5 separate regions of the Mus musculus genome follow, and all the other regions are linked to region 5. Evidence: chromatin loops called from intact Hi-C (ENCODE). Cell type or tissue: heart. All regions are shown on one strand.

What was found. A loop is a pair of places that touch in the nucleus more often than their neighbours do. Peaks named below come from ENCODE experiments on the same cell type or tissue, not always from the same donor. Only the 100,000 strongest peaks of a DNase experiment are listed, where the experiment ranks them.
Region 1: a loop joins it to region 5, with 2.7 times the contacts of the local background. A loop is called at or near these places in 25 of 42 quality-filtered maps.
Region 2: a loop joins it to region 5, with 8 times the contacts of the local background. A loop is called at or near these places in 7 of 42 quality-filtered maps.
Region 3: a loop joins it to region 5, with 2.7 times the contacts of the local background. A loop is called at or near these places in 24 of 42 quality-filtered maps.
Region 4: a loop joins it to region 5, with 8 times the contacts of the local background. A loop is called at or near these places in 8 of 42 quality-filtered maps.

The regions. Positions count from the first base shown.
Region 1 is chr13:37,450,297-37,455,296 of GRCm38, reverse strand. No RefSeq gene overlaps it. Among named protein-coding and RNA genes, the nearest start is that of Gm4035, 18 kb to the right of the region's middle. In heart, a CTCF peak has its summit at 3,081; DNase peaks (open chromatin) are centred at 1,966, 2,716, 3,076 and 3,566; H3K4me3 peaks cover 1,548 bases; H3K27ac peaks cover 3,082 bases.
Region 2 is chr13:37,432,247-37,437,246 of GRCm38, reverse strand. It overlaps Gm4035 (predicted gene 4035), which reads left to right and starts at 2,126. Exons shown (of 2, transcript NR_167664.1): 1 at 2,126-2,251. In heart, CTCF peaks have their summits at 2,802 and 3,026 (motif pointing left); DNase peaks (open chromatin) are centred at 2,206, 2,756 and 2,886; H3K4me3 peaks cover 1,272 bases; H3K27ac peaks cover 872 bases; H3K27me3 peaks cover 561 bases.
Region 3 is chr13:37,465,790-37,470,789 of GRCm38, reverse strand. No RefSeq gene overlaps it. Among named protein-coding and RNA genes, the nearest start is that of Gm40914, 19 kb to the left of the region's middle. In heart, a CTCF peak has its summit at 2,899 (motif pointing left); DNase peaks (open chromatin) are centred at 2,317 and 2,819; H3K4me3 peaks cover 716 bases; H3K27ac peaks cover 832 bases; H3K27me3 peaks cover 825 bases.
Region 4 is chr13:37,538,945-37,543,944 of GRCm38, reverse strand. It overlaps Lncbate6 (a long non-coding RNA gene), which reads right to left and starts at 3,809. Exons shown (of 3, transcript XR_382205.2): 1 at 2,537-3,809; 2 at 753-949. In heart, a CTCF peak has its summit at 2,016; DNase peaks (open chromatin) are centred at 854 and 2,034; H3K27ac peaks cover 1,520 bases; H3K27me3 peaks cover 278 bases.
Region 5 is chr13:37,941,902-37,946,901 of GRCm38, reverse strand. It overlaps Rreb1 (ras responsive element binding protein 1), which reads right to left. Exons shown (of 12, transcript NM_001177869.1): 11 at 1-45. Among named protein-coding and RNA genes, the nearest start is that of Gm52041, 22 kb to the left of the region's middle. In heart, a CTCF peak has its summit at 2,358 (motif pointing right); DNase peaks (open chromatin) are centred at 1,301 and 2,371; H3K27ac peaks cover 370 bases.

The DNA of each region.
Region 1 (5,000 bases), 490 kb after region 5:
CTCTCCCTCTCCCTCTCCCTCTCCCTCTCCCTCTCCGTCTCCCTCTCCCTCTCCCTCTCCCTCTCCCTCTCCCTCTCCCTTTCCCTCTCCTCCCCTGCCCCCTTTCCTCCCCTCCCCCTCTCCTGCTCCCTCTCCCCTCTGCCTTCCCCTCCCCCTCTCCTTCCCTCCCCCACCTCCTCTTTATCTCCCTAGATTATTTTCCTTTTCCCAACTGGTCTCTCACAGAAATCTAAGCTGCCAGGCCCTACATCTTCTCCCTCAGTGACTATCACCACAGGCCCAACAATTATTTATCATTTGGGTTTTTTTTTTAATCTCACCCCCAACTGTGCAAAAGAATCAGGCTGGAGATTTTAAAAGAAACAGAAAAATCAAACAAATGGCCCACACCTGCCTGGTTCAAGGGTCTTGGGTAGGACCTGGGCATTTGCTCTTTTTAGATCCCTGGATATTCTAATGTACAGTCACTTGGGAAGCCATGGTTAAAGGAGAATCAATGTCCTGTTACAGGTTGTAGGACATCCTTGGCTGTGACAGTAAAGGTCACGTTCTTGTGTGCTGATGCAGTTGCCTTGTTGAGGCATGGCTCTAGCTGTGACATCACTCCCTGAAAGATGGTCCTGTGAGCCCCAATTCCTGGAATTTCGGATTTTGTGTTATCCTCTCCCCTTAAGCCTGGGCTGCGCCTAATGACTCAGACCTAACCAGGAGCGTGTGTCAGAGTTGATGGGAGGGTACTTCCAAGCTTTTATGTCCTGTTTCTTTTGCTTGGCTTCTGGGTCCCTTCCCCAGCCCTTGCAGCATTCTTGCTCTAAGGGACAATGGCTAACAGTGATGGATGGCTCAGTGACAGGGAAGTGAGGTAGTGATGTCCTAAAGCCTGCTGACTTCCCGGTGAGTGAGCTGGAATTCACACGAGCTGCCCTCTGGTACAGCCCTGCATGACTAAGGCCCCAAACCTATGCAGACTGCAACCTCTGTCAGAGGTCTCCAGCTAAACCACACCTAGATTCCTGGCTCATAGGAGCCAGAAGATAGAGAAATGCTGTTAATTTTGAAGCATTCAGTTTTGGGGTTTGTTATAGTTTAAGCCTGTAATATCCCCCGCCATGCCCACTCCCCCCACCTCCGGGCTCCTATGTTGAACACTTGGCCCACAGCTGTTGGAGGAATCTTTAGAACCTTTGAAAACTACAATCCAGCTGGAGGACGGGGCAGGGGGGACCGGCCTGGAGCATTGCAGCTCAGTCCTGTCTTAGGCCTGTCCACCTCTGTACCTCATCCAAGATTATCTGCTACCTTGAGTCTCTGCCATGCCTTCCTGTGGAGATGGACTGTCCTCTGAAGATGGGCCAAAATAAACCTCCCCTCCTTTAAGGTGTGTCTTTAAGGTCGGATACTTTGTCACAGCCACAAGAAAAGTAACTAAAGTCACAGCAAAAATAACTTTATAATTCTTAAGAAAAAAACAAAAACAGAAACAAAAAACCAAAACAAAACCCTAGCTTCTTAAAATGAAGCACCTTCCTCTTGGAAAGGACAGACTAAATGTTGAGTTTAAGCTGTGGTAAGGTCTGAGAGAATGTTCTTGGGGATGGCTGCTATAGAGGCAGTGCCCAAGTTGTTGGGGGGTGGGGGGTGGGGAGAAGAAAGGGCAGATAATCAAGAAATAGCACCTTGTTGGCGAGGCCATTGCTTCTCTAAAGTGGATTTGTATAGAGAGGTCCCAGGAGAACCTCGTTAAGATGTTGATAATTTCAAACAGAAGCCTGTCGGGGCAGTGGTGGGGGCGTGGCGTATTCTGCAAGCTCCTAGTTGGTGTTACCGTTGTTCCTGTGAGGACCACGTGTAAGAGGCTAAGGCGTTAAACTGTATTTTTTGTCTCTTTCTGTGCGTGTTCCCCTTTAAATGTCTGCAGGAACACTGAGGGCGAGGCCTCCCAAGGGCATCAGCTGCCTTTGGGGAGTTTAGGAAGTGGAGCAGCGCCCTCTTGAGGCCATAAGGCAGAGGTGCTGGGAAGGAGGTCCACCAAAGGTCTGCGGAATCAAGCCAGGTAGCCATTTCCTAAGCCAAAGGATCGTCTCAGCTCGTTTTCTTAAACGGGCCTCATCATAGAAAGACATGAATCTTGGGAAACAGCTTCAGAAAAATCTTTGCGAGCTTTTGATGCTGCCTGGTGGTGGTGGTGACTTTTTTCTCCATTTCTTACAAATCAGTAGAATGTGTTTATTGCCATATAAATCTAATTTCCCCCTACACTAAATTTCTACCTTAGCAAGATGCAATTGATCTAAGCAGTGTGCTCATGGGGGTATGCCCTCCCTCGCTTGATGGGGACTACCTGCCTATCCCATCCCCCAAGTCCGAGATTCCATCTCCTCCCCACTTCTCCATCTCTCCTGGCTCCTCTGTCTTGACTTTGCCCATAGCCTAGCAGAACTCTCTTGCCTTTGGTCTCTGCTATGGGTGGTCCAAGGTCAAGCATGGTGAATGCAACATTCCAGACTTCCAAACACAACACTCTGGAGAGACCGTTCTCTTTCATAGACCTGTCTGTCCTCCTTTGGTTCAGTTCCATCTTCCTGGCTAGACACCATCCCTCACTGGACTCCCTCGCCGCCCGTGCTAGAGACCATGTTTTCTGCCTTCTGACTCAGTTCCACCCCCCTGGCCAGGCCACACCCTATTTGCTAGGCTCTGCTGCCTTAGCTAGATCACTCCCTTCCGGATATACCTCGCCTTCCAGGGCAGACCTGGTTAGACTCCTCCCTCCTGGATAGATACACAGGCACACAGTTAACCCCCACCTCTGGTTTTCTTCCCTACAGCTTCCTGGTGGAGGAGTTTGGCGGAGGCAGGGATTCAAAGCGATCCCTCAGGGTCGCGCTTCCCAGTTGTTTATGGGTCTCCTGAGAGCAACGGTTCTCACACTGGCCAGTTTCTCTAAAGAGGCAAGTGTTCTCCGAGCCCAACCTGATGACATAGATTTCGGGCCACCCCAGTTCTGCAGAATGCACGTCTCGAGGGAGAAGTCTGGAAATCTGCACTGCCACACTGTTCGCCACTCCGTTTACAGGCAGGCTTGAGAAGTGCAGCTGTGGCTAGCCTAGGACCCAGCCCAGACCCCCGTGGCCATTAGGGACGCCTCCAGTCCAGTCTCCCATCGGCACCCAGCTAACTGCTGCCTCTTTTCTCACTTAGAAGATTGAGGCCATCTGTTGCGAGCTTCCTGCATTTCCTGCCCCCATCCTTGACATTCTCCACATTTCCCAGTTTGCCTCCTTCTCCTTTCTTAGAAAATAAACATCTTCCCATGGCTGGATTTCTACCCTCCTTGACCATCTCCTCTGAAACGATGACCCCCCCTCCCCCTTTGATTCTTTCTCTGTACATTTTGGTCTTTTTCTCACCAATGGATTTTTCTTTTTCTCTTTTTTTCAATTAAAAAAAATTGCCTTATGTCTTTTTCTAAATCACAAAACATCTCTCAGTAAGTTGGCTTCTCCCTCAAGCTGCCAGCTCTCCTCCCACTTCCTTCATGAGAGCATCTCATCTCTGCATGGGTCTCAGCCTAGCACTTCCCCTTTCTGATCTCACAGGGTGCCGGGTCAATGCTGTGCAAAACCCCTGCCAAGAGCCTGATTCAGTGCCCTGAGCCACTAAGCTAGAAATCGGACTTGCAATGCTGAAGACTAGATTCCAGGTTTGTCCTCAGACTGGTTACCTCATGAGTTTTGCTTTCTCAGACATTGCTGCTCAGATCCAAGGCCACATCCTTAGAACCTCCTTACAAGCACACGGCACTTAACCACCATCTGTGTATCTGTCAGCTTTCCATTACCATCACAGAGCACCCGAGCTGATGAATTTATAACAAGCAAAAGGTTACGTTGGTCCATGATTTCAGTCCATCGTCACTTGGTTTTGCTGAACTTGAGCATGTGGCTGATGAAGCTGCCGGTCTCCTAGTGACCAGGAAGCAAAAACCAAACCAAACCAAACCAAACCAGCAACCACCTAAAATCTAATAACCTCATGCAACAGCTTAACTGCCTATCAGGATCCACCTCTTAAAGATTTCACCACTTTCAATTATTAACTCAAGCTGGAGACCAAGCTTCCAATACAGCAGCCTTTTGGGTGACACACAGCTAAGCCACAGCAACGTGAAAACCTAAAGGAAGCCTAAAGAGAATGGATAAAGTGACTGTTGCACATGGTCATGAGAGATGCTGAGCTCTACGAGAGGGTTTCTTTGCACAGACTTTGTGTAAGGACTACCAGGAGCTAAGGGACATGGAGACGGAATCCCCTTGTGGACTGGGCCCAAACTTGGTGCGTCCCAATCTGTATCTGCTAGCCTTGGCAGACGGTTTTTATTTATTGACCAAGCCAGCTCAGTCAGTCAACCGGGTCTCAAGGGAGGGAGTGGGGATTGAAAAGAAAAAGACAATTAGACAACATTATAACATGACTCCAATCAGACAACATTATAACTTGATTCCAATTAGACAACATTATAGCATGACTCCAACCAGTGCTAAGGCTAAAGCGGGTTTATTTTTCTCCAGCCTGCTTTTATATCATTCTAAGTACATGCAAAGAATAAGATCAGCTATAGGTTGAGGAACAAACAAAGCAATAAACAAAGTCTCACGATCACTGTTTCAAGGGGCTTATCAGGATCATCAAGATATGTGAGCCCACATCTATGTCCTGTCCCAATGTCAAATTCCTGCCAAGTTTCTAGAAGCAGCCCAATAGCTCTCCTTTCTTTCTCTCTCTCTCTTCCTTCCTTCCTTCTTTCCTTCCTTCCTTCCTTCCTTCCTTCCTTCCTTCCTTCCTTCCTTCCTTCCGTCCGTCCTCCCTCCCTCCCTCCCTCCCTCTTTCTTTCTTTCTTTCTTTCTTTCTTTCTTTCTTTCTTTCTTTCTTTCTTTCTTTCTTTCTTTCTTTCTTTCTTTCTTTCTTTTCCAGAGACTGAGTCTCACTGTGTAGACTGG
Region 2 (5,000 bases), 510 kb after region 5:
TGAAGATGTTCCTGTGCGAGCCATTGCAATGTATCATGAATATACACCAACACTCCTCTACACAACACCCCTCGGTTCTCAGCAATAGATTGGGCTTCTCTGAATCTTCCGTCTTGTCCCTCCAGTCCTCATCAGTCCTGTAGCCACTCTGCATGTGGCTCAGTTTCCCCACATGCACAAGGCTTTCCCGCTAGCACAGACTTTCCCCCCTGGGCTTTTGAGGGGGCGGGGTCCTGCAATCACACTCACTCTTGAACCTCCTTGTTCTAAAAACCACATTCCATACCTACTTCAGAGTGCAAGGCGCAGAAGGCCACATTCGCACAGGTGTTATTATTACTCCAGTTTGTACCCCGACAGCTGAGCTGTCCTGCTCTGTTCCTGCCTCGTGGAGTCCGTGAAGGCAGACACACTCTTACCCGGCTTTGGAAAACAATACAAGTTCCCGTAAGAGCTCGGTTGCCACACTGCAGAGCTTGCTGAATGATATCTGCTTAGCTCACTTGCAAATGACACCAGGACTGGTTAAAGACCATCCCCCTAGGTAATAGGTGTGAAATCGGTGTTCATCACCAGTGGCTTTTCATTGGGTGGCTTTGGTAAATTCCTACCTCCCCGCAGACCTGGGCAGGCCCTTCTTCCTGCGGTTGAAGTGTTGTTTCAACCCTTCCCTTAAATCGGACGCTTCTGGTGCTGTGGAAATCAACACCCCTTAGTGATGCTTATCCAAGACAGCAGGTGACTTTTCTCCGGTTACAAGAAAAGGAAAGGCTTGCTCTAGGGGAGACTGGAATCTACCCGTCACCCTCCACCCCCCCCCCCCAGGAACAGAATTTGAGAAGCTCTCCAGGGGTGCTGTGATGTATTTTCATGCAGAGAGAAGAGGGTCTCAGACATTCTTCGCTAAAGTAACGAAGTCTTAGCAAGTCTGGTGGGTGTGTGAGGTGGGGGAGGGACGGTATGGAATGATAGTTGATTCTGGGCTAGGGTAGGGCTTCTGACTCTCTCTCTCTCTCTCTCTCTCTCTCTCTCTCTTTCTCCATAGGTGCTAATATTACAGGTGATGGAATAAGATTTTGGGCTTAAATGAATGTCCAGTAAGTTTTCAAACTAGCACTACACTTGGAATAATCTCAATGTCCTATAAGACCTATTAAGACATGAAATAAAACATTATGTAAAATAATAAAAACACAAAATGGAAATGGGTTAAACATTCTGGGAGGCACAATATTTCTCCACATATTTAATAAAGCAATCAGGAAGTCAGGGAATGTAGCTTGGTGGTAGCTCACTTGCTTGCAAAGCCTGGGGACCAATTTTCAGTGAGATAACTCCCCAACAAACAAACAAAACACATCCCAGAATCAGTAGAATGTATTTTTCAAGTACAAATCTGTGTAGCAATAACAATAAAAATGCCATTTGGTAAATACCAGGGTAGTAATTATTTTAGGTAGAGATTATGAATATGCAAAAATTAGAGGGCAAAGGTACGCTAAGGATCAAGACACTTACACAGTTTGTAACACTACGGCAGAGGACCTTGCTGGCCTCCATCCTAAGCAAGAGGCCAAAATGATCACTAGTAATGGCTAAGTCAGCAGCGAGAGCCTTCCAATACGATGTACAGGAACCTCATTCCTGTCCGACTCCTGCCACAACAGCTTGGCTTGAATTTAATCAAGAGAAAACCTCAGGCACACCCAAACCAAGACATAGTTCATCAAAAGATTGGTAGTACTCTTGGGAAGTGTCAAGGTCACGAGGGAAAAAAAAGGACCCAGCAACTTTCAAGTTTAAGAGAACTTGAGAGACACAGACAACAGATTCATTGTTTCATCCTGAGCCAGAAAAGGACACCAAGTAACACTTAAATAAGGTCTGAAAGTTAGGTAATACTAGTCCCATGTAAATGTTATTTTCTGATCTTGATTATTGCATCCTGCTTTCATCTTACTGTTCTGAGAACCTCTAAAAGGTATATAGGACTTCTTTGTATAATTATTGAAAATATTTCTGTAAGTCTGGTTTTCAAAATTGAAAGTCCAATCATCTATGTTTCTAACTATCTGGCTTGAACATCGTTGGGCGGCCAGTTTGCTCTGCCTCCTGACCGTTTGCCAGTTCGGGACTGCCATCTCTAATTAACATGCAGGGAAATGAGGAAATGGAGTTTCCAGAGCTTTCGTTGCTTTTCCAAATCCCAAAGCCAAGTCGCCCTGGTCGTCCAGCTGCTTCCTGCCTGCAGGTGAGAAAGGAGACCGAGTATGTTCTAAACTTTCCTCAGGGTTCTTCATATACACTATCAGAGACTCTAAGCACGACCTAGTGCTGAGACTCAAGGATAGAGACTTTCTTGCCTTCCACTCCCCCATTATCACTTCTTAATTTGATTATGTGATTTCCCCCACCCTCACGCTAAACTTTTAATTCTGTCTGGACACTTCATTGTGGCTTCTCCAAACCTTCCCTGTCTGAGCTGCCCTACCGCTGTTCTGCAGCGTGTCAGCAATAGCCATTTTAATGCCATCTCTCAAGAAGGACGCCATGAAACCTGTGTTTGCGTGCTCAAAGACAGCTGGGTGCTGCATCTGGACAAATATCTGGATTGAGCTGCTCGGGTGTTGGGAAAGTCGTTCTCATAGCAAAAAGAATTGGTCATTCACGCAGCATCCTTCCACGCGCTCCACTTCTCGGAGTTGGGATCGCAGTAGTGGCTGGATGGGTGCTGCCCCTCAGAGGAAGTTCGGCATCTTTTGCTTTGCTTCCTGGACCGAACGTGTAGCTGCTGGGAAAATACTTGACAGTCAAGCCATAGTTGGGAGGATTCGACAACTGGAAAGGCACAAACATCCTTTATCTGTAGGGTGAGGTTAGTTTCTGTTTGGGCTTGTGCTTTTGAAAGGAGGAAATAGTTTTCATAAGCATCAGATTAGATGCAGGAAATGTCCACAGGACAATGAGAAGCTGCCGGAGGCCGAGCAACAAGATTTTGTCGTTGATTACTACTGCCATCTCCTGGTAGAACTGGAGAACTACTGGGCAATGGGCTTGGTGGGTAAATTACGGAAGCCTGATTACCTCTCCCCAGCTCTGTTTTACAAGTTCTTAGTAGCGTGAAAGGGAAATGCCAAGAACTATCTTTTAGATAAGAGTATTTATTGGCATCTTTCATCTATCCTTGAATGATAAATATAAGCACGAGGACTAAAACTACAGTGGGCTTCTCTTACCCTTAACTGTCTGTCAACTCTGGAGAAACCCAACGTTCCCTAAGCTACTCCTCCATGAAGCTCCCAGAGCTTGGGAACATAATAAACCCAGCCCTCTCTGTGGCTTGATAGTCTCCTAGCCCTGTGCTGGTATGGGTGGGGTGGGGTGGGCTTTTTTCTTTCTTTCTTGTATAGAATAGAGTTTATTTGGGGGCATGAGAAGGGGAATTGAGAAGGGAGTAGAGGCAGAGAAAGAGAGGAGGCAGAGAGAAGAGAAGAGAAGAAGAGGGAGGAGGACAAGGAGGGGGAGGGGAGGGGAGGAGGAGGAGGAGGAGGAGGAGGAGGAGAAGAAGAAGAAGAAGAAGAAGAAGAAGAAGAAGAAGAAGAAGAAGAAGAAGAAGAAGAAGAGAAAAAGAAGAAGAAGAAAAGAAAAAGAAGAAAAGAAGAAGAAAAGAAAAAGAAGAAGAAGAAGAAGAAGAAGAAGAAGAAGAAGAAGAAGAAGAAGAAGAAGAAGAAGAAGAAGAAGAAGAAGAAAGCAGCAGCTGGCCAGGAACATGTGGAGAGAGGGGGAAGGAGGGAGGGAGGGGAGAGAGGGAGAAAGGGGTCAGAGAGAGAAAAGGAGCAGAAAGGGGAGGGGTGTTTTCCGAAAGGGTAAGCTTATCCTTACCACTCTCAAAACATGAATTTACACATCAAAGCATTTGGGTTGGGCTGGCCATGCAGATCAGTGGTAGGGTGCTTGGCCAGAGTGCATCCTGGAAAAGCAAAATGAAGTCAAAACGTAAGCCTCTTTGATTATGTTGTTCATGATACATTCAGTCAATATATGTATTTTCGGTGTGTCCTTGATAACCTAGAGTTATCAAGTTCTCTAGGTCTGCTGATTGGTTAGCAATGCTAAGAAGCGAGAAGACTCCAGCTGGGCGTCTGGCTGTAGTCTTGTCTCTGCTGCTCAGTTTCCTGTGTCTATCATAGGTGAATTCTTAGTCTGTGAGACTGTTTCCTACAGTATCGATTTTAAATAGTCCCTGGATCAGGGATTGCTACAAAGATTAAGTCTGATGAGCACCCAAAGCCCGGAGTAGGAGGCAAACGGGAAGCACACAGCAACATTGTAAGCAGAAAGTAATGATTGGCAGTTACTGTTGCTATCTATAGGGCTTAACCTCCAGTCACGTGTTATCCAAAGTGGTGTCAACTACCAGCTTCCTGTGGCCACTGAGAGCTTGAAATGGGGTTAGACCAAAGTGGCAGATGTTATAAATATACAACACTAGGCAGGCACTGTAAACCTAGAATCTCAGCCCTCCAGAAGTGGAAGCAGGAGGACCAGGAGTTCAAGGCCATCCTTGCCTACCAGGTGAGGAGGAGGTCAGCCTGAACTACATAGAGACCCTTTCACAAAATAAAACAAAGGTGCCAAGTTAAAATAAAATAAAACCACAGTTGTGCCTTTAATCCTAGCACTTGACAGGCAAAGCTTTGAGTTGGAGCCCAGCTACAGAGCAAGTTCCAGGACAGCCAGGGTTACAAAGAGAGGACTTGTCTCAAAAGACAAACACACACACACACACACACACACACACACACACACACACACACACACACACACACAAATACATATACACACATATATATATGTATGTGTATATGTATATATATATGTGTGTGTGTGTGTTTTAAACACACACATACACACAGAGGATTCTGTTTGTTTGTTTGTTTGTTTGTTTGTTTAAGATTTATTTTATTTCTATGAGTACACTGTAGCTGTGTTCCGACACA
Region 3 (5,000 bases), 480 kb after region 5:
GACTTTCTAAGTCTGTGCCCTCTGGGCTGTCAAGGAAAGCGCCCCTTTTATGTTCCTGCTTATCTCCAGTCCTTCGGCTCATTCAGGGGCAGACTTTACTCCCGTGAATGGGCCTGTTGATCAGCAAACCGCAGGCAGTGGTTCAATCAGTTCATGTTTTACTGGGAGACCAACGGCTCATCTTTGCACATCGTCATGTGCTTCCCTGCTTGCTACCCCAGTTGGGGATAAGGAACCAGGCTCAATCCATCTTGTCATTTGTGTGTGTTAAGATCAGAGCTGGAAAGGAAGCAGAAACTGTTGAACATTTCAATTAGACGGCAAGCTGGATAGCTTTCACACTGGCTCACACCCCAGCCCCATCTGGCAAGCTGGATAGCTTTCACACTGGCTCATACCCCAGCCCCATCTGTGTAATCATAGGTTAACAGTCCCAAGGTACATATGTCTCAGGAGTGGAGAAACTGCTGGGAATTCCCAACTGACCCACGAGTGCAGTTTTCCTGTTTTCTCTCCACAGATCGTCATTTTGTCACACTGTCAGTACGAGGCTGAGATTTTTCTTACTTGATGGGCTATGGGTCAGCTCTTTGGATTTCTGGACAACGGTCTCAGCCCCTGACAATGGGAAAGATGAGGGGGTCATAAACCAAGCACTAAAGGATTGTCTAGGGGAGAAGAGAAGCCCTGTGTAGAGTTATACACAGCTGAACAGATCTTCACCATGTGTCCTCTAGCTGTGGTTCCACGGGGTGCTAGATATGAGGCCATGACTAAGCTCCAGCAACAGAACCTTTGATAGTGGCCCGGCAGCTTCCCAGAGACAAGTGCAAGGGTCTTCTGTCCACCGCCAACTCTGGATTAAACTGTCTGTGGTGCAGGTAGCTTCTTTCCTCACTGACTAAGAGTGGCTTTTTAAAAAACGGTTTCCTCTCCTCCTCTCACTTTAAACCATATACCTCCAAAGAAGACGACACCCAGAATCCGAGGATCTATCTGAAAGGCCAAGGGTCAGCCAAGAGCATCTGCCCCCAAACTAGGTGATTGTCTAGGGGATGCCCAAAACTAGGTGATGGGACAGTGAAGCAAATAGAAACACTGGTTCACACTGTCTTAGTCAGGGTTTCTATTCCTGCACAAAGCATCATGACCAAGAAGCAAGTTAGAGAGGAAAGGGCTTATTCAGCTTACACTTCCACACTGCTGTTCATCACCAAAGGAAGCTGGCTTCTCCAGACTTCAGGACATGGCTGCTGAATATTGTCAAATGTTTCAGTGTTATGGATCTTTTGTGTGTATGTGTGTGCATGTGTGTGTGTGTGTGTGTGTGTGTGTGTGTGTGTGTGAGAGAGAGAGAGAGAGAGAGAGAGAGAGAGAGAACATCTGTTACTCCCCTTGCTCAGCATCTTCGAGGCTTGGCTCTGTAGAGCCATGAAGTAGGACCCAGATGCGAGGTTGTTTGCTGACACCTTCCCATACAGGCAGCTCCTGAACCTGCATGTCACTGCATGCTCCTGGGTAGTCTGGCCTTTGGCTGCAATCAGACATCAGGACAGTTGTAGACTCTGCAAGCAAGGGTCATAATTCATAGCGGGGAAGGGTTCCTCTTGTCTCTGGGACCCCGAATTTTGCAGTTGTGTTTGCTAATCTGGCATACCCTTTAGCTGATCTAAAAGTGAACGTGGATGACCTGAGATGCTGTCTGCGAATGCTTCATGAGACATCTACAGAACATGGTGGCTCGGATTTTTCCATGCTTCTGCAGTCCGTATGGAAGATCTCTGTTCTGGCTTCCACAGTAGAAGTGGAGCTGGAACATCCCAGGATAGCACAGCTCTTTTTTTTTCTTTTCCACCCACAGTTTCTGCTGCCTTTTGTTTGTATTTTAAAAGTCAATGCCACATTTTGGTGGAAGGTGCACGTGCCTGGGGAGGGTGTTTGGTTTTTTTTTTTTTTTTTTTTTTTTTTTTTTAAGTGGAAACAAAGAAAACCTGATGTTCCGACTGTGTTTGTTTTTCTGGGCTTTTTCCTATTGTTGCTTAAGAAGCTGGGAGTACAGAAACCCTTAGAATTCCCATCTGGGTGCTTTAATGGCACACAAGTGGATCTTAAAACCACCCGCCCTCCAGCTTGTCTATGTTTGAGGACTGTGAAGCCAAATAGAGCTATAAAAACCATTTTGTGCAGTGACCCGCCCGATGCTGCCACAGCCAGCCAGCATCCCCACCCCACGCCCCCTTCAGAGGGTTGTCTGCTGAGCCCTGACTGCCCGGGCTCCTGCAAGCTGTCACTGTTCACTTTTGCACGCCTCGAAGCATCTCCCCGAAAAGAAAACATTCTCAAGACTCTGGGCCTGGCCTCTCTCTTCCAGGGCAGCTTCCAGCCTCTGTTTGGCCTATCTTCTTCCTCAGGTCTTCACCCCAGCCTGCTGGTGTGGGCTGCAGGGGAGGGTGGCGATGTGTGCTTGAGCCCCAAGTTGGGAGCGCTGGGAGGCTGCAGAATCCTCCCTGTCATTTTACCCTGTGTTTCTCCTCTCTTGCCTTCTTGGCATTTATCTTGTTCCCTAACAGATTTCCACACCGAGAGTTTAATTCAGGCCAAGAGAGCAGCCCCGAAAAGAGGGTGGGAGGTAGGGGGTCAGGCCATATGAGGCAGGGGCTCCAGTTCCCAGCAGATTCTCCCTGTGGAACTCTGTTGGCTCCCAGGAAGGCCTCCCCACTTTTGCCCACTGCGTGCACGTAAAGACTCAGAGGGGCCTGCCCCTTCCTTATCTCCACCCCATTGGCAAAGCGGCCTGTTTGCCTTGCTCTTTCAACGGGTACACCTTTGTCACGAAACCAGAAGAGGCCAGATGCCAGATACTTGCCAGCTTTCCTGGGGTTAACTAGACTCCAGCGCCCCCCAGAGGAGAGTTAAGTGGAAAATACCATCCGATGCAAAGGACTTAGATCTATTTAAACTGGCAAGTTTATAATCTTTTTTTTTATATATATAGTTATAATAAACCTTTAAAACACTAGGGCTGGGCAGATATCTACCCTCTAAGCTATCAGTATCTAATTTCCTATCAATAACCCTGAGATATGACGTTCCATCTGGGTTACTCTTACTCCGTTTTTATTGAGGGCCCAAGAGTCACAGGTGCGTAAAGCGGCACTGTGGGACCAAGAAGACTGATGGCAAAGCACCGGGACAGAGTCTCTGCCAGTGTGCCTGTGGCGGAGAGATCTTGATGGGCACTGGGAGAAGCTCCCTGCCCACTCGCCTCTAGGCTTTCCTTGAGTGAACGCAGAGAGGAGAAAGGAGAGAAGACGACAGGGAACTGAATGGTATGGGAATGTCTCTCAACAGCCTAAAGCCAAGGATCCCAACAGGATTGACATTTACTGTTGGGGTGGGGTGGGGGGGCCGCCTACACAGAGACAGTGTTACCTTTATGTACTTTATATATATTTCAAAGAAGACCGTTAAAATGTCGGAACATCATGTTTAAGGGCAATGCATATATGACCTCCAGTATATTCACTTATATTCCAGTATATATTCACTAGTCCTTTCTCAGTTACAAGCTTGCAGTTTTCCAGGACTCTCCCAAGGATCGTCCCAGTCCCTTCATTTACCTAAAAGATATGCCTTTGCTTTCTTGTACAACCTTAGTCCCATGCCTTGCCTTAATGGATTGCAGCCCTGTCCCAGGCACCTGCAGAGCCCCTCTGTAATCTCATGATCTATACGGAGATAAAGAAATCCCTCTGAGCAACGTAATTCCAAAAGCTACCCAAATACTATAGACTGCTATTGCTGGACATTTAAGCAACACTGTCCCTTAAGAAGCCCCCACCCATTCCTGGGTGTGTCCCATCTGTCCCCAGATGACCCTCTTTCTTCAGCCCCTGTGCTGAAATCTGTGTTAATATTTTTCTTCTGAATAAACTCCAACTCTGCTTCGTACCGGCTCAGGCTGAAATTCTCTGTGCAAAGTCAAGGGCCCCTACTGTACCAGGTAGAAGTGTGCAAGAAGAACCTGGATGCTACAGATGGAGCCCTGTCCCTGGCTCTCCTCGGCTGATGACAGGGACATATAACCCAGACCTCTGACTTCTTGCTTGGCAACAAATATATATACACGGAAGAGTTCCCAGGGTGGTGAAGGGCGAACTGTTGCCACAAATCAACCTGGCAGAGACTTTCGAGTGAGGGGGAGTCATCTCTTTACTCACCTCTCTAGTTCCCTGCCTAGACTCCTTTCTCTCCTCAGGTTGAGCCTTCAGCTATATCTGGGTCTCATTGTCTCTCTCACTGTCAACTACAGATTACAGCCCCTCGGCTACCCCCTGCTCCCCATATATATTTTCTTTACTCCCTTTCTCAGTAATTCTCTTTAGCCCCTCTGGTTCTGATAGCAATCTCTTTCCTTTCTGCCCTTCCAGAGGGCCAGTGGGAGGCTTCAGGGGAGAAAAACACACAAGGGACCACTCCCTAAGAGTGTGAACATCTCTTTACTCCTGGGGCAAGGGCTATCCTCCAGTCTTGTGGGAAAGCTCCCACCTTCTGTGTTCCTAGGAATGACACCATGCAGAGATCCACTTTCCCCTGCATGTTTAGATAAGAGCCTCTGTTGTGGGCTAAGTTATAGCCCCAAAATGTATATGCACAAGGTTTGATCCTCCACTTCTATAACGTAGAATGGCTGCGTATTAAGACAGACCATTTGAATGTGAAATTGAGTTAAAATGGTCATTTGAGTAGGCATTCATCCAACCTACCTTTATAGGAGGACATTAGGACTCTGACACACACAGGGAGATCAGCTACAAGCCTTGGAAGCAAGCCAGTCCATGACTTGGCCTTAGACAAGCGCTGTGAGGACATAGCTGTCTGCTGTTTTAGGTTGCCCTCTCTGTGGTATTTGTTATGCAGCCCCGGCAAACGGGTACACTCTCAAATGGTGTGCATGCCATGTGACACCCACAAGACTCCCAAATAGTTACCCTTATTTA
Region 4 (5,000 bases), 400 kb after region 5:
CATCTAACCTACCCCAGATCCTCTTCCTTTCTTCATGGCTGCAAGTGCAGGAGGCAGGGGTGGCAAGTCGAGGGATAATTATGCCCCTTAGACTTTCCTGGGAGGAATGTTGTATGGATCCTCATACAGCCAAGCCAGGAAAAGTGAAATTGGAATGAAAGGGAAGAGAAGTATTTTAATAACAGGGTAGAGAGGGCTCTGGGACTCGCAGCCAAGAGATGTGTATCTGCAGCAGGATAAGACTTCAGGTAAGAGAGCCCTAAAGAGCAGCAGCTTCCACTTAACAGCGAATATTGCTCTCTTGGAGGGAGGGGGCTTCTTCAGCATGGGGTTCCTTCAGTTCTCCATACGTCTCCCTGTCTTAAGTTTATGGAATCGGCAGAGCTCTGAAAGCTAGTAGGAGTGTCCAGGATGCTGGATAAAAAAAGGGGATGATTACCGGGCTAGCCTCAGCTTCTCATGAGTAAAACTAATTGCTTTGCTTCATGTGAGACCACCAGAAAAAGCCCTGGGGCTTGCCACAGTAGCACGGAGAAGGAAAATTTGTCTGCCTGGTCAAGTCTTCCTCAGATTGACGTTATGATAGGCAGAGTCTGCGTGCACACTTAGTCTGCTCTCTCCTGAGAGAGGAGGCCAGACCAGGAAATAGTTGCAGGGGCATCTGTGCTGTGCTCGGCCACCCATGAAGCAGCCAGCCTCCTTCTCTGTCCACTTGCCCATGGCCCCACAAGTCTGACCTGAACTCAGTGTACCTGCTTAGGTAGTGGGTCCCACGGCGCCTTGATCTTCCACAACAGGGAAGCCCCGGGGCAGACGGTGAGAGGCCCATGATGCAAGGCACAGAGCAATGTGCTGCTGTGGGCTGTGCCTGAAAGCGACTAGAAGCAGGAACATCGGCACAATGGGCCCGGCCTAGCCAAGCGGGTAAAATGTCAGGGCACTGTAATCTCTGCAACAAGACGGTGTGAAACTTGGTGAGACTCATTTCAACTAGATCGAAGTTCTTCCTGACCAAAGACTATGGTTGTGGTCAAATGAGTCTCTCAAAGACTCATTAGTGACTTGAAGTGATGGGGGCGGGGCCATGCAAATACCCTTGGACACATACTGCGTAGGTCAAAATGATTGCCCAAGCTGCAGCCATTACGTCCACAATCCTGCTAACAGCAGCATCAGGGTTGACAACCAAACTTGGTAGAAAGGAAAGGCAGTTCTCCACTTGCTTCTGAAAAACTGCATATGACCTATGTGACGTTTCACTTTATTCTGGGTGCCCTCACGCCGAGCTAACAAAGTATCAGAAAGTTAGATCAGGATATAGGGGTCAACAGGTAGCTTGTCCTCCATTAGGGTGGGGAGCCTTGAGCCAGCTGCAGGGTGCACTCAACCATCAGTGTGTTCCTATTTCGCAAGGACACGGGGGCTAAGGAAGGAGATTGGAGGAGGGGGTGCACATAGGTATGGGAGGGATAAGAGGAAGCCAGGGTACAAGGAAGTATGAAAGAGAGATGAGTGTGATGCCAGAAGAAGGGGGCCATAACATGGATCCACCAGCTGATTGGGTGCATCAAAACCACCCAGCCTCCATGGGCAACCGATGAGGGTGAGTGGGAGAGCAATTCTTGCCAGCAGCCTCTATCAGCTGCAGCTGACCTCATGCTCCGATCACCCTTAACATGCCCTCCCACCCAGCCTGCAAACACTCCTGGCTTGCCCATCTTCTGCCCACCCCCGACTCCCACATGCCTGGAGGGTCTATGGTCTGAGTACACCCAATCTGCATGACTCTTCCTCAGGACACTGATGCGATGTGGCCTTATTTGCTCCAGAAAAGCTTCTTGGGGGGCGGGGAGGGGGAGTAAGGGTAGAGGAAATATAAATTAAAACCTTTCCAGTCTTCAAGACATTCGTGACCAAGGGATAGATAGCCCCTATCCTGGCTCTAAGCTTCTCCTGTGACAGCATGTACCAGGGGCTGAAAAAGCCAGGAAGAGAGCCACCCTCTCCACCTAGCGGTAGCCTGAACTAAACAGAAACTAGCCTTGTGGTTTCCCCCAGACCTGTGAGAGCCAAAACCACCAGTTGCCAGGGAGGGCATCCGCTCCTCGGAGGAGGAGTCTGCTCCATTGTCAGGTTCTGTGGCAGAGCATTTGTCAGCTCAGACACGTCAAGGAAATGTCACTCATTGGAAAAGGACCTACTGTGGCCAGATGTCCCTCCCCCCGGGGCAGTGGGTGTCATTCTCTTTCTCTCTGGCTTTCTGTCTGTCTGTCTGTCTCTGTGTATCTGTATTTCTCTCTCTCTCTCTCTCTCTCTCTCTCTCTCTCTCTCTCTCTCTCATGTGTGTGTGTGGTGTATGTTCACACATATTTTTAGAGAGACTTTTTTACTGTGTAAAAAAAGTAGGCTGGTCCTAAACTCTGAACGCTGGACACCTCCTCCTCCTCCTCCTCCTCCTCCTCCTCCTCCTCCTCCTCCTCCTCCTCCTCCTCTTCTAGTCTCGGGATACCAAGGAGCTAGAATGGCAAGCACTTACCACTGTCTGTGCCTGGTGTGCCTCATTTTCGGAAGTCTCCAGCAGTCTGGCTGTAGAGGTTGCAGTGGGATCAGGCTTCTTTCCAGTTCCCTCTCTGACCCTTCCCCATTTCTTCCACAGAGCCTGGGGCTCTGGGCTCCTCTTCCTCCTCCCACAGTCTGTCTCCTGTGGTGTTAAATTTCACCCACACTGGGGTCTTTGTTAAACTGACCTTCATTGTATTTCCTCGTAGCTTTGCCTGACCACAGATGCTGGCCAGAGGCAGGAAACAGAGCTGTCCTTCAGAATGGACCCCAGTGGCATCCATGTCCCATGCTGTGATCATTGTACTGAGGTGTGGCTGCAGAGAGCATCCCTGGCTGGCCACCGGTGGGCACTCATATATTCAGATCTACTTCTCTGTGTGCAAGCACAGGTGTGTGTCCCTCTGCATATGTGTTAGTGCCTGGGGAGCTGAGAGTGACACTGAGCATCTTCTTCAACTACTTTCCTCATTAAAACACACACACACACACACACACACACATACACACACACACACTTATTGTTATATATATGGGTGTTTTGCATGCTCGAGTGTCTTTGCATCACATACATTCCTGATGACCCTGAAGGCCAGGAGAGGACATTGGATCTCCAAGAACTAGAATTACAGATGGTTGTGAGCATCCATGTTGGATGCTGGGACTTGGACCCAGGTCCTCTGGATGAGCAGCTGATGCTCAAAACCTTCAGCTCCATCCTCCTTACTTTTTAGAGAGAGGGCCTCTCAGTGAATCTGGAGCTCCATTTTTGACAGACCTTGGGAACAAGCCCCAATGATCCCGCTGCCTCTTCATCCCCAGTCCTGGGATCACAGGCGCAGCACTGCACTTAGCTCTTATGGGGGTGCAGGGGATCGTGCAAGCACTTTACATACTGAGCTGTTTCCCCAGGTCCCTCAAGTCTGCTTTTCTTAAATGAAAAACCAAACAAAACTCGTTGCGCAGTGAGAGATACGAACACTGAGTGGTGTTGAAGGTGAAGGCCAGTCCTGCCCCAGTTGACTTGGTACCCTTGTTACATGCTCTCATTGGCTAACTGAGTTAGGTGGCTGCTATTTCTCCAAGGACTCTAATTTTCAGTGTTCTGTTACCTGCAGTTACAAATACGCTCATATCAGACAATGCAGTTATAAAGCAAGACAGCAAACGCAAAGGATTACTGTGGTTTATTTTTTGTGTCTTTTGAGATGTGATCTTGCTCTGTAGCCTTGAGGAGCCTAGAGCTCACTATGTAAACCAGGCTGGCCTCAAACTCAGAGAGATTTACCGTCTCTGCCTCCCAAGTGCTAAGTTTAAAGGCATGTACCACCATGCCTGGCTTCTGATTCATTTTAATATTTAAAATTTATTATTATTATTATTATTTTTACAGTGTTAAGGGTTCAGCCTAGGGTCCCGAAGGTGGTAGGCATGTACTTTCCTGGGCTACATCTCCTATTCCTACTTGTTTTTTCTTTTTTAATTTTATTTACTTTATTTGGCTTTGTTTGTTTATGCACAAAAAATGGTTTGCCAGCATGTATGCATGTGTATCATGGGCATACGTGGTACCTGTGGAAGTCAGAAGAGGGCGTCAGATCCCCTGGAACTGGAGTTACAGATGGTTGTGAGTAGCCATGTGGGTGCTAGGACTTGAACCCAGGTCCTCTGCAAGAACAGTAAGCACAACTAACTGCTGAGCCATCTTTCTAGCTCTCTACTCTGAGTTTTTTCTTAAATGCAAAATTTATCTTCAGAAGTGACTAGGAAACTTTTAGAAATAGATCCACAATTTTTCCTTTGGATATAATAGATTCTGAACTGATCCAGCATATACACACTATTTATGTTTCAGAATTAGACCCTTTGAGCCCCCCTGGAAAGTGCATATCCTTTATTGGGAAGGGGGGCAAAGAGTCTCTACTGGTGTAGTAGCAGTGGTGTGTGTGTGTGCGTGTGCGTGTGCTTGTGTGTGTGTGTGTGTGTGTGTGTGTGTGTATGTGTATGTGTGTGTGTGTGTGTGTGTGCACCAGCTCGTGTGAGAAGCAGGAATAGAGGGAGAATTCATCTGGATCATGTGCAAGGAACATAGGATTATGATATTATTTCTGCCTAATGAGGAACCTGCAATGCTAACAGAACAATATTATAGTGTAAAATAGGCCTGCCAGAGAAAGAGGGTGATGGGGACACCTGTCAGTCAGTTAACGCGGGCTGAAAGGGCTTATGGGAAACTATTCCGGAGGAGCTGGCATCTGGCCTGTAGATTGGCTAGTCTTATGGTGGTGACAAAGTGCCCCATGTAAAGAACTTGAGGGAAGATTTGCTGATGCTCACAGCTTCGGAGGCGTCAGTCTGTGGCTGCTTGGCTCCATTCTCTTGACAGAGCATCGTGAAGGTGGGAGGGCGGGATGAAAAAGCTTCTTCATGGCAGAAGCTGA
Region 5 (5,000 bases):
GCACCTCACCTGGGGTGGTCAACGTGTCTGTGTCTGACTGGCTGTCTGTGTAAGCAAGCAGACAGGAGAGAGGTTCAGACGAGGTGACACTAGGCAAGCCCTTCTCAAGGGCTCTAATGGAACTTGGCCAGACCCACCCTTGAATCCTGGATACTAAACCTAATGAGGAGTTTTTGAATCTGGAGTTATAAAGGCCAAACCAGCCTTCACACTCCCAAGGAAGGCAGATGGGCTCTCGTGCCTCAGAACTCCTGACTTCCACCATCACGCCCACGTACACTCAGCTGCCCCCACCCCCAGGAAGGTGTGAGTGACTCAGGCAGTGCAGACAGAGAGGGCGTGCATTCCAGAGACTCGCAGCACTAGGGAGGTTGAGGAAGCCAAGTTGTAAGGGTTATCTTTCCAGTGCAAAGAGCTTTTTACAAACATGCAACATACACAAGAACACCCCCCCCCCATCTTCCAAATGTGGTCCTCAAAGAGTTTCACAGAAAATGAGCCCACATGCAGATTCTGTGTGAATGGTCCACAGGCACATCTCCAGGTAGAGGCCAGAAACCAAACATGCTCCTGCACCTGTAGGCAACACATGGGGAGGACCTTGAACACAAACCTGGCCAGGGGCACGTGGGGAGGGATGGTGAGCGGCTCTGAGGGGCTGTGGGTGAGCATGGGGACTGGGATCTATAGGGTGAGTGATCTTTTGAGGACAGTGATTTCTTGATCTCACTTGTCTACACCCCCCCCACCCCCCATAGCGAAACAGACATGGGAAGTCCACCAGCTTTCAGTGACCTTAAAAAGAGGGAACCATGGCCAACATCGATGACACCAAGGCCAGGCATATTGGTGCACACCTGCGATCTCAGACCTTCAGAAACTAAAGTAGGTAGGAGTTTGAAGCCAGGCTGGGCTCCACAGTAAGTTCAAGGCTAGCCCAGGCTATGAGGAAGGAAGGAAGGGAGGGAGGGAGGGAGGGAGGGAAGAAGCAAGGAAGGAAGGAAGGAAGGAAGGAAGGAAGGAAGGAGAACAAGCCCACATGGGAAAAACCCCACAAACAGTACCAGGAACATTACCCTTTCTTTAACAGGGTTGAACAAAGACTTAATGATTTTAACAATGAAATGGAAGCTGGCTGAGGACTTAATGTCCGGTTTTCTAAGGGTGCTCAGTGCTTCCTCTGAGCTCCACAGAGAAGAGTCACCGCTTCAAGGCAAGCACAGGTGTGCCCTAGGAGCGCCACATCTCTCACCACTGCCCGAGGCAGCTGAAATGCATGCAGCTAATCTGAGACTTTTCCGGGCTGTGGTAGAATAAGCCAGAAGGCCACTCACATGCCTGTCATTCCTCCTTAGTGTCACGTGCTCACTCTGTCATGTGCCATCAAGGCAGGTCTCAGATGGGGAAAAGGAGCCGCCTCAGACATGACACTTATACCTCACACCTGCTTAGGGCATCCCTGCAATCAAGTGGGGACATTCCCACCCACATCACCCGTTTATGCTCAGAGGAAAACATCTCTGCTCTTTTTCTGGAATCACAGTGAGTGTCTATGGGATGGATTTCGATTTACTTTAGACTACAACTGACACACAGGATGCTCAGATTGCTTACTTTGTGAGCAATTCTGTGTGTGCATGGATGTGTCTTGTGTGCACGTGTGTTTGGAAATCAGAGGTCACTATCTACCTTGGGTCTTCCTCAATTACTTTCTATTTATTTATTTATTTACTTATTTATTGAGACAGAGTCTCTCAACTAACCTGAAACTTGCTGATTGGACAGAATGGATGGCCAGCAAGCTTCAGTCCTCTTTCATCTTGTTCCCACAGTGGTGGGATTTTCGGCGTGAGCTAACACATGTCTGTCTGTCTGTCTTCCTTCCTTCCTTCCTTCCTTTCTGTTTTTAACGGTTGTTAGGTTAGGGATTGAACTCAGGTCCTCAAGTTTGTGTGGCAAGTATTTTTCAGAATAAGCCAAGTCCAGTTTAAAAATAAGGTTACTTTGTGGTTAATTCTACTTTTTTCCTACTTTTTACCCTGGCTGTTCCTATTATTGGGTTCTCAGCAAAAACATCTTCTGCTTTTGAAAATGGAGCTTGCTATGCATCCTAGACTAGTCTCTCAAATTTGTGTTTCTTCCATTTCAGCCCTGGACTAACCCAGCACATAGGCTGTTTGAACTGGAGAGAATGTATTTAAAATGATAGACTTATGAAAATAAAAATGAATTCTGAAACCAAAGCCAAGTGCATGCCCCCAGTCTGAACTGTCCCATTCACAATTCCATTCTGAGGGTGGGTGGATAAGGTCTTTCTGTGTACAAAGAACAAAGGTAGCTTGGTTGCACTCCAGACTTCCACTAGGGGGGAGTGTTTTAGCAGGATAGCCTGTGACCTGGTTTATGATTCTTGGGAACAATAGACTTAACCTCCTCTCATACAAGAGAGTGACTAGTCAACTTGAATGGGCAGGTCCTATTATGGCTTGTCCTCAAAAAACCCCACATATTTTGTTGGTCATCTCCACAGTTAAGGATCGCTTCCTTCCTACAAATGAAATGTAGTTTAAGATCACTGGCTGCCTGGTCAGAGTTCAATTCTCAGCAACCACACAATGGCTCACAATCATCTGTAATGGTATTTGATGCTCTCTTCTGTCATGCAGGTAGGTGTACATGCAGACAGAGCACTCACACATATAAAATACATAAAAAAAATTCATGTTTATATTGTAAAAGGTCTGGTCCAGGTGCCTACCAATGGAATGGCTCCTCCACGCATCCCCTGAATAAGAACCAAGAACATTCAAGAGTAGAGTAGGCCACATCTGCCACGCAGAGGAAAGCGTCTCAGTGTAAAACTGAATATTTAATACAACCCTAGAAGGGAAAACTGTCCCCGCCTTAGTATTTTTAGCATCGGGTACAGGAGGAAATCTGGGGTACATTTTCATGGAAGACCTCATGTGGTTGGAAAAGTGACACTGACATTATAAAACATGTTTAGGGATTTAAAAGGAATTCAATCTTTGCATATAAACTGAACCTCTAAAGCTTCAGTACTTCTGGTCATTTCCCGTCTCTTTAAAACAAAGTCTGTTTGGGATGGAGAAGATAGTTCAGTTGGTAGAGTGCTCGTCACCCCAAGCTGATGGACTTGGAGTTGGGGTGACATTCTCCTGTGAGCACTCCAGAGCTATGAGCAGGAGGTTCACAAGTTCAAGGTCATCCTGAGTTTAACCACAGTCCTAGGCTAAAACCAGAAAACCAAACCAAACCAAAAAAAACCTGTTCCTCTACCCCCAGCCAGTATCGCACTGCCTTGGGTTGTAAATTTCTCAAACCCCTCCCTCAATTCCTAGGTCTCCTGTTCTGTTTTTTTTTTTCTCCCACCTCAGCCTGTCCTCTCTCTCTCTCACCATGGGCTGTATCTACAATTAAACCAAACACTTCTCTCTTTGATAGTTCTTTTCTAAGAGGCTTTGTGCCTTTAAGAAAATCTATATAACTTCTGGGGCAGGGCCTTGGAAAAAGAAAACCTGTAATTGTAAACTTAAAAAATAAATACGCCCACAGGCTAACACTTGTGCCAAAGCTAAGCTCAAACCATAAATTCTGACCGAGCTCTGGCGTCAGCAGAGTTCCTGTGAACAGCCTCCTGGATGAGCAGGGTACAGTGCCTGAGACTCTTCTGAGGACATGGGTTCCCACCCCAAAGCACCCCCCCCCCTGTCAGCTGCCTTCCCTTTTGAACTGGTTTGGGGAGAATCACAGGACCTTTCTGTAAAGCAGGCTGTAAGAAAATGTTCCAGTCTAATGGGTACTGTGGCAATGATGGTTAAACATTATCAGGATGGTCTGTGGCAAAGACAGCTGCTGCAGTGCCTTGGGCTTCCAGCCGCTTGGGAAGCGGATCAGGCTTAGCTCACAGGGACTCAACCATTGCAGGCTACCTGTCCTCACTCCCAGATCCTAGGGAATTGTGTGGAAATAGAAGTTGGGGGTTGGGGGTGCAGTGTGGTTAGCAAACCAGCTGTGGCATTCTTGCCCGAACAAGAGGGTCTAACCTGGGCAGAAGGACCCAGCAAGCCCAAGGCATTCCATTGCTCTCACTGGTCTGAATAAGCAGTGTGGTGGGAAGGGTAAAGGTGTCTTACCCACTGGGGTCAGCTCTCCCAGATAGCCAGTCCACTGTGATGTGTCAACACTGAGGTCAGGACAAGGGGGTCAGGGGTTGGAATCAATGACTGTCACTCTATCCACACTGACTCCTAGGTTCAGGGTGCCACTCTCCAAACTACACAGCACTCCATCCCACCAAAGTTTGAGAAGTCACGAGAGACAACTGCAACCCTAGATGAACACATTAGAGGCTGGCTTGGATCCCAGAAATGGGCAAACGCTAACTTTCAACACCCACGGAGCCTGAAGCCTGTGTGTGCAATGCCCTCCCTGCTACTGCTACCAAGTGGCCTGAGGCAGCTTACTTTTTTGTACGGTGTGTTTTGGTAGGGCTAGCAAACTCTAGCAGTTAGACCATGGAAGTGTATTAAATAGAGGACTTGAGTAAATACAGAAGGTGATGGGGGCAGCGGGCAGAAAAGGAACGGAGCAGCGTTAATTACTCTGTAAGGGCCGAGGGAGGAGGCACACATCAGCACAGGAGCATAATACCCGGACAGGTCAAGCAGAGTTGTGATTAAGAAGGACATGCACAGTGCTGTCTCAAACAAGGACAGATTTATACAGGGAGGAGTTATTGAGAAGAAAAGCCCCGCCTTGCCCCGCCTCAACCCGCCTCCCAACTAAAAGCTTGGAGGGCCACAGTTCTTGCAGTACTGAGTCCACTGGGCAAGGGCTGCTCACGAAAGCTGCAGGATCTGGGTCCCCCAGACTTCAGAGCTTCGTGTTTCCTTCAGGGGTTTAAGTCAGGAGCCGAAAGCGCACAATATCCGGCTCATCCTATCTTCCAGGATCAGAGCAATGGCAATTTTAGGAAG